Regions from separate parts of the Mus musculus genome. Here region 2 is linked to region 1. A link is a loop called in an ENCODE intact Hi-C map of the cell type or tissue named here. Cell type or tissue: left cerebral cortex. All regions are shown on one strand. Links, peaks and the distances in the headings refer to the core of each region. The heading gives the core; the rest is flanking DNA.

The links. Peaks named below come from ENCODE experiments on the same cell type or tissue, not always from the same donor. Only the 100,000 strongest peaks of a DNase experiment are listed, where the experiment ranks them.
Region 2: a loop joins it to region 1, with 4 times the contacts of the local background. A loop is called at or near these places in 1 of 42 quality-filtered maps.

The regions. Positions count from the first base shown.
Region 1 is chr4:109,051,409-109,056,408 of GRCm38, forward strand. It overlaps Nrd1 (nardilysin, N-arginine dibasic convertase, NRD convertase 1), which reads left to right. Exons shown (of 31, transcript NM_146150.3): 21 at 2,489-2,616; 22 at 3,518-3,680; 23 at 4,882-4,913. Among named protein-coding and RNA genes, the nearest start is that of Gm32581, 25 kb to the right of the region's middle. In left cerebral cortex, for the core only: a CTCF peak has its summit at 2,338; DNase peaks (open chromatin) are centred at 3,419 and 3,666; H3K27ac peaks cover 1,314 bases.
Region 2 is chr4:109,115,984-109,127,021 of GRCm38, forward strand. All of the region lies in intron 4 of Osbpl9 (oxysterol binding protein-like 9), which reads right to left. Among named protein-coding and RNA genes, the nearest start is that of Gm52703, 12 kb to the right of the region's middle. In left cerebral cortex, for the core only: a CTCF peak has its summit at 4,227 (motif pointing left); DNase peaks (open chromatin) are centred at 2,503, 5,394 and 6,801; H3K4me3 peaks cover 298 bases; H3K27ac peaks cover 265 bases.

The DNA.
Region 1 (5,000 bases), core at 1-5,000:
TTTTGCATGGCCTGAGGTGGGTGAGTGCTGAGAGGCTAGGCCCCAGGCCCCTCCATCTGAGGATTGCTTCTTGCCGCAGATGAGCTTTTCCTGTCACTGTTAGAGACCCTGACGATTCCTGGGCACCAGCCCACCCTATTGGGCAGGGTTCCTACAGGTCAACATAAAGATGAACTTTTGTGAATGAATGCTGTTTAGATTAGTTAATGATTTTATAGAATTCTTTATTTGATTCAAATAATTTTAGGAAGAAAGTTTTAAGAGATGGTTTTAGCTGTTTTGCCAGAAAGATTAAATTAGAATTGAATAGAATGTGCCCACTCCTCATAGAATTGTAAGTAAAGGCTGCATAATAAAGGCTGCAGTAACGTCACAATTACACTAAAAAGAAAACTAGGCATGGGACAAATTTGTGATCAAGGAAAAACATTGATCAGATCCCAGGATGAAGCCTCAGATGTGCTATGATAAAGCAAGGCGTTGTGAAACTGTGGCTTTGAACTTACAACGAAACACTGCTTTGAGCTAAATATCAACATCCTTCTGTAACTCCCCTTTTGTGTAACAATTTATTTGAGGTAATTTCATAAAGAACTTTTGTCTAAGAAGGCATAAAAAAGCCAGAGAGAAGGGATAAAGTGTGGTATCTGGGGCTCTGCCCTACCCACCCATCAAATGTATGTGTGTATATGTCTGTCTGTCTGTACATACATGTGTGTATGTATGTATGAACACTTTGTGGAGTTGAGACAGGTGATCAGCCTCTACCAGTGTGTGTGTGTGTGTGTGTGTGTGTGTGTGCGTGTGCGTTTGTGTGTGTGTATGCATATTGCCTATGTAAAAGATTTTCTTTCTTGTATGACATTCTTTTCCTGGCTCTCAAGGAGTTAACAAACTCCAAGCTGCTCTAGCTGAGAGAAAAGAACAAAGACCCAGAGGAATCACTTGTTTACTGAATCCCCCACTGTTAAATAGCAGGAAGCCAGTGGTTTCTGGCCTCAGAATAGCAAAGGGTTAAGAAAGATAAATATTACAAAATAAGCAACATTCTAGCCCTGGCAGAATTTAGTTTTCCCCCTGAAAATCACAGTGCTGCCCTCATTGCTGCTTTCCAGAGAAAACTGGTTCTCAGGCAGGCTCCCAGCAGTGTGCAGTGTGTGTGTGTGTGTGTGTGTGTGTGTGTGTGTGTGTGTGTGTGTGTGTGTGTGTGTGTACGTACATGCATGTCTGATTGCTGGCAGTGCATAGAAAACTAAACAGCCTGTGTTGTGTTTTAGTTATATCTTGCTTCCATTTGCTGTCTCTCTGACGCTCATGCTGGCATAGGCGTGGTTTGAGGCTATTGCTCACAAAAGAGCAATAGCAAATTTAAGGAAGATTATTATTATTTTTGGAACTGGGTTCATATTTTTAAAATTCCACAGGAAAGAACCGGCAGAACCCAGCCCTGCGCTGGCAGAGTAACGCTGGAGAGTATAAGTCTGCCCTTTATACCTTTGCCTCTGTCTGCCCTGTGGAGGTACTGACTTTGGTCTACCTTCAAATGGAGCGTCAAGATTCAAACAGATTAAATCCCAGAATACGATAGGTGTTGTTTGGGAAGTAAGTTTAGAAAACTGTTTAAAATTATAAACCTTAGAAAATTGATGCTCTTCATTTTGAGGCTTACCTCACCTTAATACTTAAACATAATACAGAATATATTTATAGAAAGCTAAAAACTAATTTACAGAGTATAGATGCAAGCTTTCTAAAACAAATTGAAAATTAAATGTAATGACATTGTAGAATAAATAATGTAGCTTGGCTAAGTTACTGAAAGGCAGGGTTGGTCAGTGTTAGGAGGCCAGCGACTTAATTGGCGGTTGATCCAGTGGCAGTTTCCCTTTTGAAGCACGTGTTCCCCTCCAGAAATGGTGAGAAACAAGTGTGTGAGTTACATGTTGGGAAAAAACAATACAGTGCCTAGAAATAGGAAACAGCTTAAGTTCTAGCTAGAGAAAATGAAAAAGCTTCACATTTTGGGTTAAGACTTTTTTTTAAAGTTAGGGTCCCACTATGTAGCTCTGGGTGTCCTGGAACTCATGACGTAGACCACTGTGTAGACAAACTGGCCTTCAACTCAGAGAGCTGCCTACCTTTTTCTCCTGAGTGCTGGAATTAAAAGCACAATGTCCCACAATGCCTGACTTGGATAAGACAATTAAACATTTATTACTGCTTTCAAAATTTATGTGCAGTTATAATATCCTTCCAGTTAAAGGCACATGTAGAGATAGTTTTTAAGAAAAATGATGAAAACTGAAGACACATTGCTTCAACTTTGAGCAACTTCGTGGTTTGGCCTCTAGGGGTTGAGTCCTGAGCCCTTGCCTTGAGTCCTCTGCAATGCCTGTCCCCTCCCTGGCCTGGTACTGAGGAAAGCATTTCCTCCCTCAGGTTTAGTATATTTCCATACTTTGTTGCTTAAAGTGCATTTTCCTTTTAGCTGCTCTTTCAGCTCATTATTGACTACCTGACTGAGTTCAGTTCCACACCCGCTGTCTTTACCATGATAACTGAGCAACTGAAGAAGACCTACTTCAACATCCTCATCAAGCCCGAGACTCTGGCCAAGTAGGTGTACAGGATGCGCTGTGTTTGGAGGGCCCCTAGGAGGAGGTGTATGCATTGCTGAAGTAAATGTTGACGTGCCAGTGCCTCAGCCTTCCTGCTGGGAACTTAACTAAGGTTCAGAAGAGCACAGAGGGAGCAGAGCATAAGTGTCAGTGACTCGGAGCCCGAGTTAATCGCAGCTTACATGGGCACATGTGTCTGAATCAGACAAAGATGCCCTTGGGGCACTCGTCATCAGCCTGTAGAGAGCTTAGTGGGAAGGGCAGAAAGGCTCCTGTGAGTGGACACAGCCTTTTCTTTTCCATGTGGCTTTAAGCCCCTTGATGATTTCCTTGTTGGGCGTCTGTAAACGGTCATCAAACAGCCTGACCTTAGACATAGGCCCTGCTTTTGTTTTATAAATGACAAAGAAATTGAATTACAGATACTAGGAACTCTAGAAACCCAGTAGCCATTAGGAAGGTGGTTTGGAGATGGACAGTGAGGTCAGTCTGAGAATGATCTAGGGCCATTACCCAGACTCACTATAGTTATAAAATAAGACACGGTAATTATAGACACTATAGAGTTAGCTTCTAGTAATACAAATTAGTGAAACGTCTAACAAAAATAGCAATAATTTAAAATTTGTGGACAATTAGTTAGATTTCACTCACTTAGCAACTTATGTGGAATATTTCACTCTATATCTGAGACAGAAAGGTGTGTTGCACTGGTGAGTAAGCCCGTCTGGAACTCTGCATGCATGCAGTTCTTATTCCTGTTTTGGTTACTATGGTGATTTTCTTCAATTTAAGTTATGGTGGGAATCATCTGTCTTTGGAAACACTTCTATTGCATCTTGATGTAAAATTTTTAAGATACATTCTTACAACATTTTAAAAAAATGTCCTTTGTACAGAGATGTGCGGCTTTTAATTCTGGAATATTCCCGCTGGTCTATGATTGACAAGTACCAAGCTTTGATGGATGGCCTTTCCCTTGATTCTCTGCTAAACTTTGTCAAGGATTTTAAATCCCAACTTTTTGTTGAGGGCCTGGTCCAAGGGAATGTCACCAGCACGGTGAGTGGGTGTTCTTAAGATAGATAGGCGGGGCCTGTCAGTGCGCTTTCTGATCTGAAATCATATTCTTCTTCCCTAAATGGTTTGGTGGGTCAGCACTGTCAGCTGGTAGGAGTTTCCAGCCCAACGCTGGGCAGCTGGCGTCTTCTGAAGAAGACTGGTTACAATTGAGTGACCGGTTTGTTATTAGTTTGGTGTTAAGAGCATATGTGGAACCTGTAATGTAGAGACAAAGTACATACATGCACAGCCAGCCCCTGTGTGCCAAGCTTGGCCGAGCTAAGAATGAGGTGTGCTTCTAGTTATCTAAAGAAGACAGAGTGGCAGAAATAGAAGAAGGGGCCAGTAGGGCTGGAAGGGAGAAAGAAGAAAGTTGTTTAATAAGTATAGAGTTCTGATTTTACAAGATGGATTTTTTTTTAAACTATGTCTCACAAGTGTGACTTTTATACTTTAAATTTTTATACACTTTAAAAACTGGCAAAATGATAAGCTGTGTTATATGAACGTAATGTGATAAATGAAAAGAAGTGCTTAGGAGACAACTAGGAGGAAGACATCCAGACCCTGGGTGACTGGGTAAGGCATGGAGGGAAAAGGGGCTCTGTGCTGGGGTGGCCTTTTGTTAGAATATAAAAAGGGTCACACTTAAACTGTGTCTTTTGTTTTCCCGTTTCTTTCTGGGGAGAATAGAATTACAAAACCAGTCTTGGTTTCTGTTCTACCAACAGAAAGACCTTCAGAGTCTCAATATCAAGAAAAGTAGGACTAGCAAGCTGTGTCAGACCCAGTGCGGGGACCAGGAGGGACTGAGGACATAGTCAAATAGCCACAGAAGAAATGACTCCAGAGTTGAGCCACCTTCGCTCATTATCTTATGTGTAGAACAGAAGGGATGTAGGAAGTCCCAGGGCTGTTCTGTTACTTATCTGTCCAGGCTGTGTCAGCTGGCCCAGACTTCCAAATTATAGCGCTGTCCATAGCATGGCCTAGCTAAACTAATGTGAAACTGGAAACTTAAAAACTGTGGGCATGCTAGGCAGAGAGGGGCAGCTTGAGACAGTATTTGATAAACAGAACTGGCCTGATAAATGCTGGTCCAGCATTTAGGTGATAGACTCTCTGCTTTCTTAGTGCTGCAAGGAATTAGAGAATTGCAATGACCACGTTACAGATGTTTGCTTCTCTTTTTATCTTTTAGGAATCGATGGATTTCCTAAAATATGTTGTTGAGTAAGTATTGGTTTGGATTTTCTCTTTGAGGTTTACGTGCCCTTCCCAGAAAGAAGCATTAAGCTGTAGCTCAGCTAATTGTTACTC
Region 2 (11,038 bases), core at 2,321-7,320, 67 kb after region 1:
CTCCAGACAAGCTTTTCATTATGTCTATTATTGCATTACATCACAGTTCTCTATCCAATAATATTCTATGTAGCTATCCATAGATAGCCATAGTCAACTTACAGAAACAAGAGTTTTTCCTGGGTCTTTGGGTGTTCATTGTGAGAACCTTCTGTCATATAAAATTTGATAAATCTGTTAAGAATTTCTCTTCAGAGTAAGGAAACATAAGGAAGAGACCAGCCTACATGGCCAGACACTCCCTTAGTGACAAAGACACCAGGGATACAAAGATGAGTAAAAACCTTTATTTCTAGCAAATTACAACCTAATAAGAATCTGACATGTAAATAAAAAAATTAACATTTAGCAAAATCTGTAAGAGATATGAACAAATTCTGTAACGGACACAAAGTAACTCACTGCCTTGTTTATACAGCAAGGGAAAGGCAATGGGTGCAGGCACTAGGGTTCAGCCCAAAGCTTAACCACCTGAAATGTGGTGGCAACCTAAGCAAAAAGGAAAGACTGAAGGAAAGAGCTCATAGGATAGACTGATCTAAGGAGAAACCGCTCACAGGGAGCACCTTAAGCACCTACAGCTGTGGGATGAATGCATACCCACTGTCGAGGGCCTTATAGGGATGCCAGGAACTGGACTTGGGCAGGCACCCAAAGCAGAAGCATGGCAGTGACTCAGTCAATGTGTTTTTGAGTGAAGAGGATGGGTGGGGCTTGTCTCACTTTCGTCAGATTTCCCAAAAGTCCAGCTGAGAGAGGTCAAAGGACTCAGAGCTGTATCATACAAGAAAACCTGTTAAATCCAAGAGATATTACTAAAGAGCTTTAGATGTGGGGAGTAGGGCACTGTGCTCAATATATTTTTTCAGCCTCTCATTTACTGAGACATGCTTCAAGTACAATGTCATTCCTGTTCCAAACCAAACTAAGGGCACTCAACTTCAAAAAAAAATATTGCTTTGTTTGAATTCTCAAAACTAAAATCCCTTTCTTAATGATGTAAGCTTGCCCTGGAGTACATTAAAACAATCGAGCTTCTATTTAAGTAAACTTGTAGAGATGCACAAAAACCAAAAGTTTAAAAAAAAAATCATCCCCCAAAAAGTAAGACAAGAAACGTTAGTACTAGTAACTACAGGACTCTAATGGTTGTTCCGACACAGGCTGTGTTCACAAGGATGACCTGTGAGTAATCTCATGAGACCTCCTGTTTTTTAAAAACGTTCGCTGTGAACGTTTTAAACTTCAACTACCACTTTAAGACCACTGCCAGCTTTCACACTGAAAAGCCTGGAAATAGTTACTTGGCTTTCAATTTCTGTAAGGCAGCTAAAAAGTAAAACAATTTAATAACGCAATACCAAACCTTCACATTAAAAATGTTCTTCAACATAATTCTCAATCTTTTATGATTTTAAAAAAAAATGTTTTTTTTTAAGTACAGCAGAAAGGCCAGCAGGAGCCTTCCCTTCCTGCTATATTAATCACAGGCAACTTTCTACAACTGAGCTAAAACTGACAACCTTAAAGCCTTCCCTATAGTTGTCCCGTGAACCCCATGAAACTATACGGAAGTTTCCAAAATATTTACAGCAGCTACTTAAAAACAAAACCACCTCATTCCCTAGCCACCCAGCCACAAACAGCAGCATCCATCACTGATACACAAATACAGGGCCAAGCTCCAGCACAACGCCTAGATATCCCAAATTCTACATTTAATAGGCTGGGTCAGAGTTGAGCTTTCGAGTTTAGAGCTCAACTGAAGTGATTGTGCGTCAGCCTTCTAAAAGAGAACCGAGTTCCACACAAGTATTTCCTAAGCAGGACAGCGGCGCCACAGAGGGGGGCTTGGGGGCGTGGGCTGAGGAGAGGCGGCCCCTCGCCAGGGGGACCCAAGGGTCTACTCACTCCGCAAGCGGCCAGCAGGAGAGCCATTCGCGGCGGCCGGCCGCCGTCTCAGGGGAGGGGCCCTTCCCCAACCCGGATGCCCCTCCGCGCCCCGCACCCCAGCCCTGGAGCCGCTGGAGGACGCCCTCTCCCGCCCTCCCCCGCCCTCCCCCTGCGCCGCGGTCCAGACGCAGCCCCAATTGGCTGGCCCTGGCAAAGAGGTCCCTGGCGATTGGCCACGGGTCACCTGCATGGGAGGTGAGCGGCTGGCGATTGGCGGTTGGCCCCGTTGGGCGTCAGGGCTGAAGGAGCCGCAAAGGAGCCGCGAAGGAGCCGCGGAGGCTCAGGGTTCCCACCCGCGAGAGCTGGGAATAGGCCTGGAACTGGCTTCACCTGCGCCAGCGGCTTCGACCATCACCATATTTTGGCAGTTGCTGAGCTCAGAAGTTCCACCTTGATAATTGATTTTTGCCTCCACAAAGTTGTTTCTGTCGCACGAGGAAGGCGGGAGAGGAGGAAACACTACAGTCTACCAATAAACAAGAGCTTGGGTGTCTGTTTTACTTGTAGGTGACACGTCCGTGGGCTTGCTGTTTTGACAGCACCATAAGGAGTGTAGGTGGCTTGTGAAGAACTTCAAGAATCCAAATGGTGTAACTGCGAAGTTCAGGCTTGGAGGACCTGGACAGAGGCCCAAAATGCAGGAAATCACAGACACCAATGATTGGCATTGTTCTGGAGGAACAAGATGCTTTTCTGTACCTTTTTTCCTTGGTATCTTGGCCTTTCCTAAGACTCATCGAAGCATCCAATTGTTTGCTGTCATTTTTGTGGCACACAGAGTTCAAGAAATAATCAACTACACTAAAACTACACTGCTGTACTCACTGTTTATGTTTTTTTTTTTTAGTTGATGTAAACTGTTGCAAAATGTTCAATACGAGGCTCATTCTGATTCCCCCTTTATAAGCATGGAGTTCTCCCATGATCTCTACCTCAGTAAATGAAACCACTATCATCCATTCTAAAATGCAAACTAAAAATGTGTTTTCAATTCCAGTTCTCCTCGTATCCGAAATAATGGCCCTTGGAATAATTTCCTCACTAGAGTCTTCCTGAATCTACCAATTCACTCTCAACATAAGAGCTAGAGTGTATTTCCATAGCATCTCACTATCAATTAAGAAACTTGCCACAGCTTTGCATGGTACAAAGGGATATACCTCAGTACTTAACACTGAATGGTACAAATGTTTTATAGCCCTACCTGCATCTTTCAACTTGCACCCCTAGATTTCTGCCCTCCACACGGTGGTCCTTTTGAAGAGTCTTTAATTTGCCAAGGACCTTCCAACTTAACCTTGTGACAGCTGCTATCTCCTTCACACTATCTCCTTCACAATAACTCCTGACTCAATTTACTTCTCACTATCATCTCTATACAAACAACGTATATTCTTCTGATTTTGGGTCATCAGTAGCCCATGAAATTTTTTCGTGGAAGTTAACCACGGCTATAATTTTACATTATGAGTTCTTTAGTAATTGTTTTGACTCTTAGTTCATATTGATAAAATGTGACTATGGTGGTTTGGCTGAGAATGGCTCCCATAGGTCATATGTATGAATGCTTGGTCTCCAGTTTGAACTGTCTGGGAAGGATCTGGAGGTTTGGCTTGGTTGGTAATGTAGCTCAGTGGTTGTATGCTTGTCTATGAGGCCCTGGATTTAATCCTCAGTAATAAAGACAAAATGATCTATCAAGTCATGTTATCATACTTTACTTCTCTGCTGTTGTGATAAAACACTGACCAAAAAGCATGTCTGGAAGGGTAAAAATCTTAGTTTACAGGCTATGGTTCATTATTGAGGGAGACCAGGGAACACAAGACAGGAACTTGAAGCAGAAACCAAAAGAGAAACTCTGCTTCCTGCTTGCTTCCAGCACTTGCTTGGCTCGTTTTATTACATAACCTGTCCAAGGGCAGGACCACCTAAGAGGGCTGCTTCCCACCCCCATCAATTAGCAATCCAGAAAATGCCCCCCAGAGTTGCCTACAAGCAAGCCGAGGAAGGCAGTCTCTCAAGACTCCCTTTTCTCAGGTGACCACAGCTTGTGTCAAGTTAATAAAAACAAAAACCTAAGCAATACACACGTAAAGATCAAGAGGAAACAAGCACAGTCTCCTAACTAAGAAGCCTATCCCGGGGCTGGAGAGGTGGCTCAGCGGGTAAGAGCACTGGCTGCTCTTCCAGAGGTCCTGAGTTCAATTCCCAGCAACCACATGGTGGCTCATAGCCATCTGTAATGGGATCTGATGCCCTCTTCTGGTGTGTCTGAAGACAGTGATAGTGTACACATATACATAAAATAAATAAATTAAAAAATAACTATCCCAAAAGAATACAATTCCAAATACTACCTATAACATTTTAGGGCAAAGCAAAACTCTGGAGACTATAAACAGTGAGGGCTATGAAAAGAGAAGGATAGACAGGTAGAATGTCAAATATCTTTTTAAAAAATTGTATGTGGGATTTTATCTGCACGTGTGCACATAAATCATGTGCAAGCCTGGTGCCCATTGAGGCCAGAGGACATCAGAGTCCCTAGAACTGGAGCTACTGTCAGTCATAAGCTGCTTCATGGGTGCTGGGAACCCAAGCTGGGGCCTCTGGAAGATCACCCAGGTGTTCTTAATTGCTGGATCCTCTCTCTGGCACCCAGAACATTTTTAAGGTAGGAAAAATACTATGTATGATACTGTAAAACCATACGATACAAAGTTGTCCAAATTCATAAGCATTATAAAGAATAAACTAACTTTAACATTTTTTTCAGCTAGCAGTGGTGGTACATGTCTGCAAACCCAGCACTTAGGAGCTAGAGGCACGATCATCCTTGCCGAAATAGTGAGATGGAGACCCACCTGCTATGTGAGACTCTGCATCGAAAAAAAAAAAAAACTCAACAAAACAAAACCTATGTGTTGTGCAATAATGTGTCGCTAGAAATCAGTGAGGACAAATGTACCATCCTGGCAGGAAATACTGATAATAGGGGAAGCCATGCACGTGTGGGGCAGGGATATGAAAAAACAGGAAATCACTGAATCAATCTCTCTCTCTCTCTCTCTCTCTCTCTCTCTCTGTGTGTGTGTGTGTGTGTGTCTGTCTGTCTGTCTGTCTGCCCCTCTCTGGCTTGGAACTGAAAACCACTCTAAAATATAGGATACTTTGTTGTGTTCTACGCCAAACCAATTGTTCTCTTGGCACTGACCCTGAACACAGGCAAGTGCCTAGAGCAGATGTAGGACAACTCAGGTTTCAGCAGTGGTCTATAAAGCCTAAACGTTTTTGCCTGTCTGTCTTCAGAAAACTGATGTCAGCTAGTCAATTCCTATGTAGGAACTTAGGCCAGATGGAGCACATATATCACTTGGCATATGGGAGAAGCAATACCTATCTTACAACCAAGGGAAAGTGTAGTTAACACGCTGTCAAACAGAAATATTTTGTTCGGAATTAGAATCAGCAGCCTCTGCACGGGCCCACGATGCCTATTATAGTGCAAGTCCTGCTCACCACTGAACCCTCAGCCTCTCCTCACAAGGGACTGGCATAACATCGGATGCTTAGAAATGCCTGCGGGGATGGAAGGCCAGAAACTGTGCTCTAACAGCCTCAACACACTGAAGGGAGGTGAAAAGAGCCAGTCTAGGGGACACACGGGAAGAAGAGGACAAGAGACTAGTTTTTCAAATTTTAATTATATTTTGATGGATACTATTGCCCTAATTTTCATAGATAAGATTCTGCATTGGTCAGTTAACTTTATTCTGAGAGAACGTCTAGATTTTATTTTTTAAACCTACATTACTAAATTCAGTAAGAAACATTCAGCTCTTTGCCACAGGTAAATAAAATCACTTTCTATTATTTAATTCTCAAATTTAAAATATTATATAACTTTTAAAATCTCTGTGTATTATATCAGGATTAGTAAGGTTAGAAATAAAAATGTGTTTATTTCTAGAGAACGGTATAGGAGGAAACTATAGTATTTTATATATTTTTAAGAAGTTTAATTTTTTTCTTTTTCCCTTTCTTTCTTTCTTTCTTTCTTTCTTTCTTTCTTTCTTTCTTTCTTTCTTTTGTTTTGTTGTTGTTGTTGTTGTTTTGAAACAAGGCTTCTCTGTGTAGCCCTGGCTGTCCTGGAAGTCACTCTGTAGACCAGGTTGGCCTTAAACTCACAGAGATCCACCTGCCTCTGTCTCCTGAGTGCTGGGATTAAAAGGCTTGTGCCACCATACCTGGCTGAGTTTAAGTTTTTAAGCCATGTGTTGTTCATGTCATTATCACATTTTATTTATGTGTGTGTGTGTATGTGTGAGAGAGAGAGAGAGAGAGAGAGAGAGAGAGAGGGAGGTTAGCTCTCTTCCTCTATATTTACAGTTTCTGGGGGTTGAACTCAGGCCACAAGGCTTGCATGACAAGTGCTGTGACTTGCTGAGCCTGTTGATTTTAGAAATCGAATTACCACTGTGGTTTCTGCTCTCTTCTTTATAGTAGACTGGCTCCATAAAGACAAGGACCATGGGTAGTTTATACACAGACAGACTCTTGGCAATTATTATAATATGTAGAATACAGTGAATTTGAATAAATACTCAACTAAATACATAACTTCTCTATACTCTTTGTATGTTCTGAGTTGAACATGCACCACTTAAGATTTAACATCTTTATATAGGGAAGGCAGAAAAGCACACACAAGATTTCTATTAAAACACACAGTGAAAATGAAATTCTGGCAGTTAAAGGAACCTAACCTCTAGCTATCTGTAAAAACGAACCATCTGTTCTTAGTTGCTTCTCAGAGTTCAGAACAGACGTGCTATAACTAGACCAAGAAAACTTACCAGAAAAATGAATCCTAGAGAATCCTAAATTCTAACTTAAGAGCCAAAAATTTCCCTCAGAAAGAGCAAAGGCTCTGATGAGAGCCTCAAGGAGAAGTTGGAGGAAGCCGGACTAAGTGGCTTCTTCCCCACACTATGTTACCTGTGGAAGACATGACACATCAGTACTGCAGGCACTTCCTTTTCGTGGGAGTAGGGGTGGGGCACTTGAAGGAAAAAGTTAAACACACCCATTTTTCTACATAGTGCTAAAAATAGATCTAACAAAGCCAAGGGAAACGACATAGTTGTAGAAAACAACTGTGTACTCAAAAAGTACTTGTATTAATTTAACACTCAAGAAAAGTTCTCAAAATAGTCTCATATTCGCTGGCCATGGTGGCACATACCTGTAATACTGCCAAGAGCAACAATTAGGCAATTAAATGAAACTACAGGCATAAACTGAAAGACATGGACAGACTGACATGCCAAGGGCAACCAATAGAGTTGGGGAAAAGAGGGAAGAGAACCAAATGTCCCACCAAAGGGGAACCCAGAACCAGACCAGGTGTTCCTCCAGTGGGAACCAAAGAGGAAGCAGTATGTCCCCTGACCTCCTATGACCCTGGGAGCAATACTGTGTGCAGTTTCTCCTTTCTTAGATTCCAACCAGACAGCTGCCAAACAGAAAACAAAAAACAGGCTCACCTCTGGAGGTTTTGAGCTTCAAAATGAAATTGCTCAATGCAGATGATAACAAACCAGGGGCCTGGGTAGAGTGATTGGATTCCTGGCCAACGCACCAAATGTGGGGTTCGCTTACATCCAACATAACTCAAACATCAGGTAAATGTAAATGGCAAAAATGTATTGTAATCAAGCCGCTACTGATCGATCAGGGCTGCAGAACAGACTTGGGAGCTGAGCTGTGACCTTAAGGGACACTGCACAGCATAGAGGATGAAACCATAAAGCGATAGGGAGCAGGGTGGGTTCTAGCATTGTCTAGTCATAGTTTGAGGTTGATCAAGGAAGTTTCCATCCATCAGGATAGGAGTAGGTCCCTAGGCCTGGAAACATGAACTTAGTTTGACTATGCCAGAAAGATGGAGAAACTGTCCTTGAGATGTCTGGACTCAGGCAACTGTTTCCTTATAAACTGTCTCTGAGATGTCTGGATTTGGATAACTGTTTCCTTATAATGAAAGTTGTTCAGTTATTGGGAAGTATCCAGCTCCCTTAGGGCCTGAAACCTTGAATTTAGTTTCCTCCTAATCAAATGGAGTCTGAAAATTAAATGGTAAGTACTTAGAATAAGTTTCTTTTGCTTGTTCCCACTATACCAAGCCTGACAACCTAAGTTTGATCCCAAAACCCACATAGTAGGAGAGAACTGATTCCTACAAGTTGTCTTATAACCTATACAAACCACACACACAGCAGGGAGGGAGGGAGGGAGGGAGGGAGGGAGGAAAAGAGAGAGAGAGAGAGAGAGAGAGAGAGAGAGTGAGAGAGAGAGTGAGAGAGAGAGAGAGAATATGCCCCCTAAATAAATAAATATAGTCAAATTTTAAATGAAAGATTTCTATAATCATGAAAGTCAAGGAATAAAAATCAAAGCGCCTGAAAACTACTAAAAGACTAGTTTCTCGGTCTCCTAAAAACTGAGTCTGTGTTACTCATACAAGCCTGGCAGCTGCGTAGCGATCATACTTCAGTGTCTCATTTTTAAAAAGGCTTCCCATGGACTCCAAGCTTCCCAGTCTTGATAGAAACTGCTAGCACATCTCACTTAGTATGCTGATGCTGACCTTTTACTCACAGGTTAAAGGATACTTCTGGGTACAAGCTACCAAGCCTTCCTTACTCACTCAGCCTCGCTCTTATAAAAGCTGTTGTCTCCTTTCTTTCTAGGAGTTTGAGATAAACACAAAAAAGGGTACTCTAATTTTATTTCTGTTGCTGTGATAAAATACCCTGACAGAAAGCAACACAGGGGAAATGGGTTTCTTTTGGCTTTCATTTCCAGGTCGCAGTCTATCATCATGGGCAGTCAAAGCAGGAACTGAATTCAAACAGCTCGTCATCTCACAGCCACAGTCAAGAGCAGGGAGAAACACACACACCTACTCTCTGGCTGCCTTGCTGTGCTCAGCCTGATAAGTTTTCCATTTATATAGAGTCCAAGACTTCCTGCACCTAGGGAATCTTGCTGTCCATGGTGAGCTGAGTGTTTTCACATTAACTTAATTAAGACAGTTCTTCTAAAACATGCCCAGGCCACTAGAAGACCATCCCTCTTTGAGACTCCCTTCCAAGTGATTCCAGATTGTGTCAAATTGACAAAACTATCCTTTACTGGGGTAAATTACAAAACTGTTGAACAGCAGCAAGGAAATTCTATTTTGTTTTTAACCTAAGGTACAGTACACACAAACTGTATATTTAAGAACAGTTAAAGCACCATTTCTTGTTCCTTTTAATCACAGCTATTGTAAAGCTATTTGCTATATAAAAATATTTTAAAATTTATTTAATATTATTGGGAGTATGCATATGCACACATGCACATGTGTGCATACATTATGGGATGCTGTGTTGTAGTGTATGTGTGGAGGTCAAAGACCAACTTTGTAGACTTAGGTTCTCTCCATTCACCTTTATATGGGTTCTGGGTATTGAACTTGGGTCACCAGACTTGCAAGGTAAATACCTTTACGCACTGACAACTCTCTAGACTATAAATATCTTATTACCAACTCATGTGTAGCACAGACTTTAAAAAAAAATGTAACGGTCTATGCTTAAACAGCTGCCTGAGAATTCAAACTGAGCTCTAAAGCAGTCTCTACAACGATGCATAATCACTTATTTAAAAGGTGATGTGTATGTATGTATGTATGTGACTGTGTGTATGACTGCATGTGTATATATGTGTGCATGTGTGTGTGTTACATGTACCCATGTTTTCACATGCATTTGGAGGCTGAGGAGTATGTTCTATTATTCTAAACCTTAGTCTCTCAAGACAATCGCTCACTCAACTGAACTGAACTGAACTGAACTGAACTGAACTGAACTGAACTGAACTGGGCTGGGCTGGGCTGGGCTGGGCTGGGCTGGGCTGGGCTGGGCTGGGCTGGGCTGGGCTGGGCTGCACTGGTTGTTAGACAGCAATCCTGGGGACTTTTCCATCTCAGCATCCCCACGACACTGAAGTTACAGGTGTGCAGGGCTATGTCCAGCATTTTCTTTATGTGGGTGCTGGGGAGTCAAACTCTGGTCCTCACACTTGCACAGGAAGTGCTCTGACCCCTGAGCCATCTTCCCAGCCCCATGAAGCTGTCAAGTCAGCTTAGTAGCAACATTAAAGCAAGGCTTCCAAGACATGCTGTTACCTACAATGAGGCCAGCACTTATACTTGGCCATATCATGACATATCACACAAAGGTCAAATGACATCATGGCATGTGACATAGAAAAGAAGCCTCCCAGCAGTTACAACAGAGAAAAGTGATTGGGATGACTACTCTACTATTAGGAAGTCATACTCTACACTGAAATGCACATGTGGTCAGATTTACAGAGAACCTTCACCCTAACAGTCAATCACACTGACAGTACAGGCTTCCATACTGCAGTGGTTAGCATGCCTGCCTTCTACGTTGTAAATAGCCTTGTAAAGTGGTTCAGCAGGTTGTATTAATTGCTAGATTTTTAATTTTTCTTTCTGAGACAGGGTTTCACTCTGAAGTCTTAGCTGGCTGGAACTCACTAGCCCAGGTTGGCCCTCAACTTGCAGCAATCCTTGCCTTACCTCCTGAATGCTAGAAGTATAGGCATTTGCCCCTGGGCTCAGCTAAAATGAATCTTAGATTCTGTTGCTTTGTGTTATATTTGCACTTAATTTGCAAGTTCCTTTGAATGTTTTTGTAAAAGTTTAAATCTGAGACATTTACCTTTTGCTTTATACTTGCCTGCACTAAGTAATATTATAGCATAAAACTCATATTCTATTCTTTGGGGACGCAGAATTTTTTTCTAAAATTTGAGCCCGAACTTACTCAAGTTTTGTAAAACTGCTTTTTATACCTGTATAGCTGCTCACGGGCTGAGAGGAGGGAGTTAAAGGGTTCAGTGGCCTCTGGCTCTTCCCAAAAAGCTTCCTAACTTAGCAGTCAACAAAGACATTTACACCGGGGACAGTGAGTCACAGAGCAGCAGATAAAACCCCTGAGTAAGG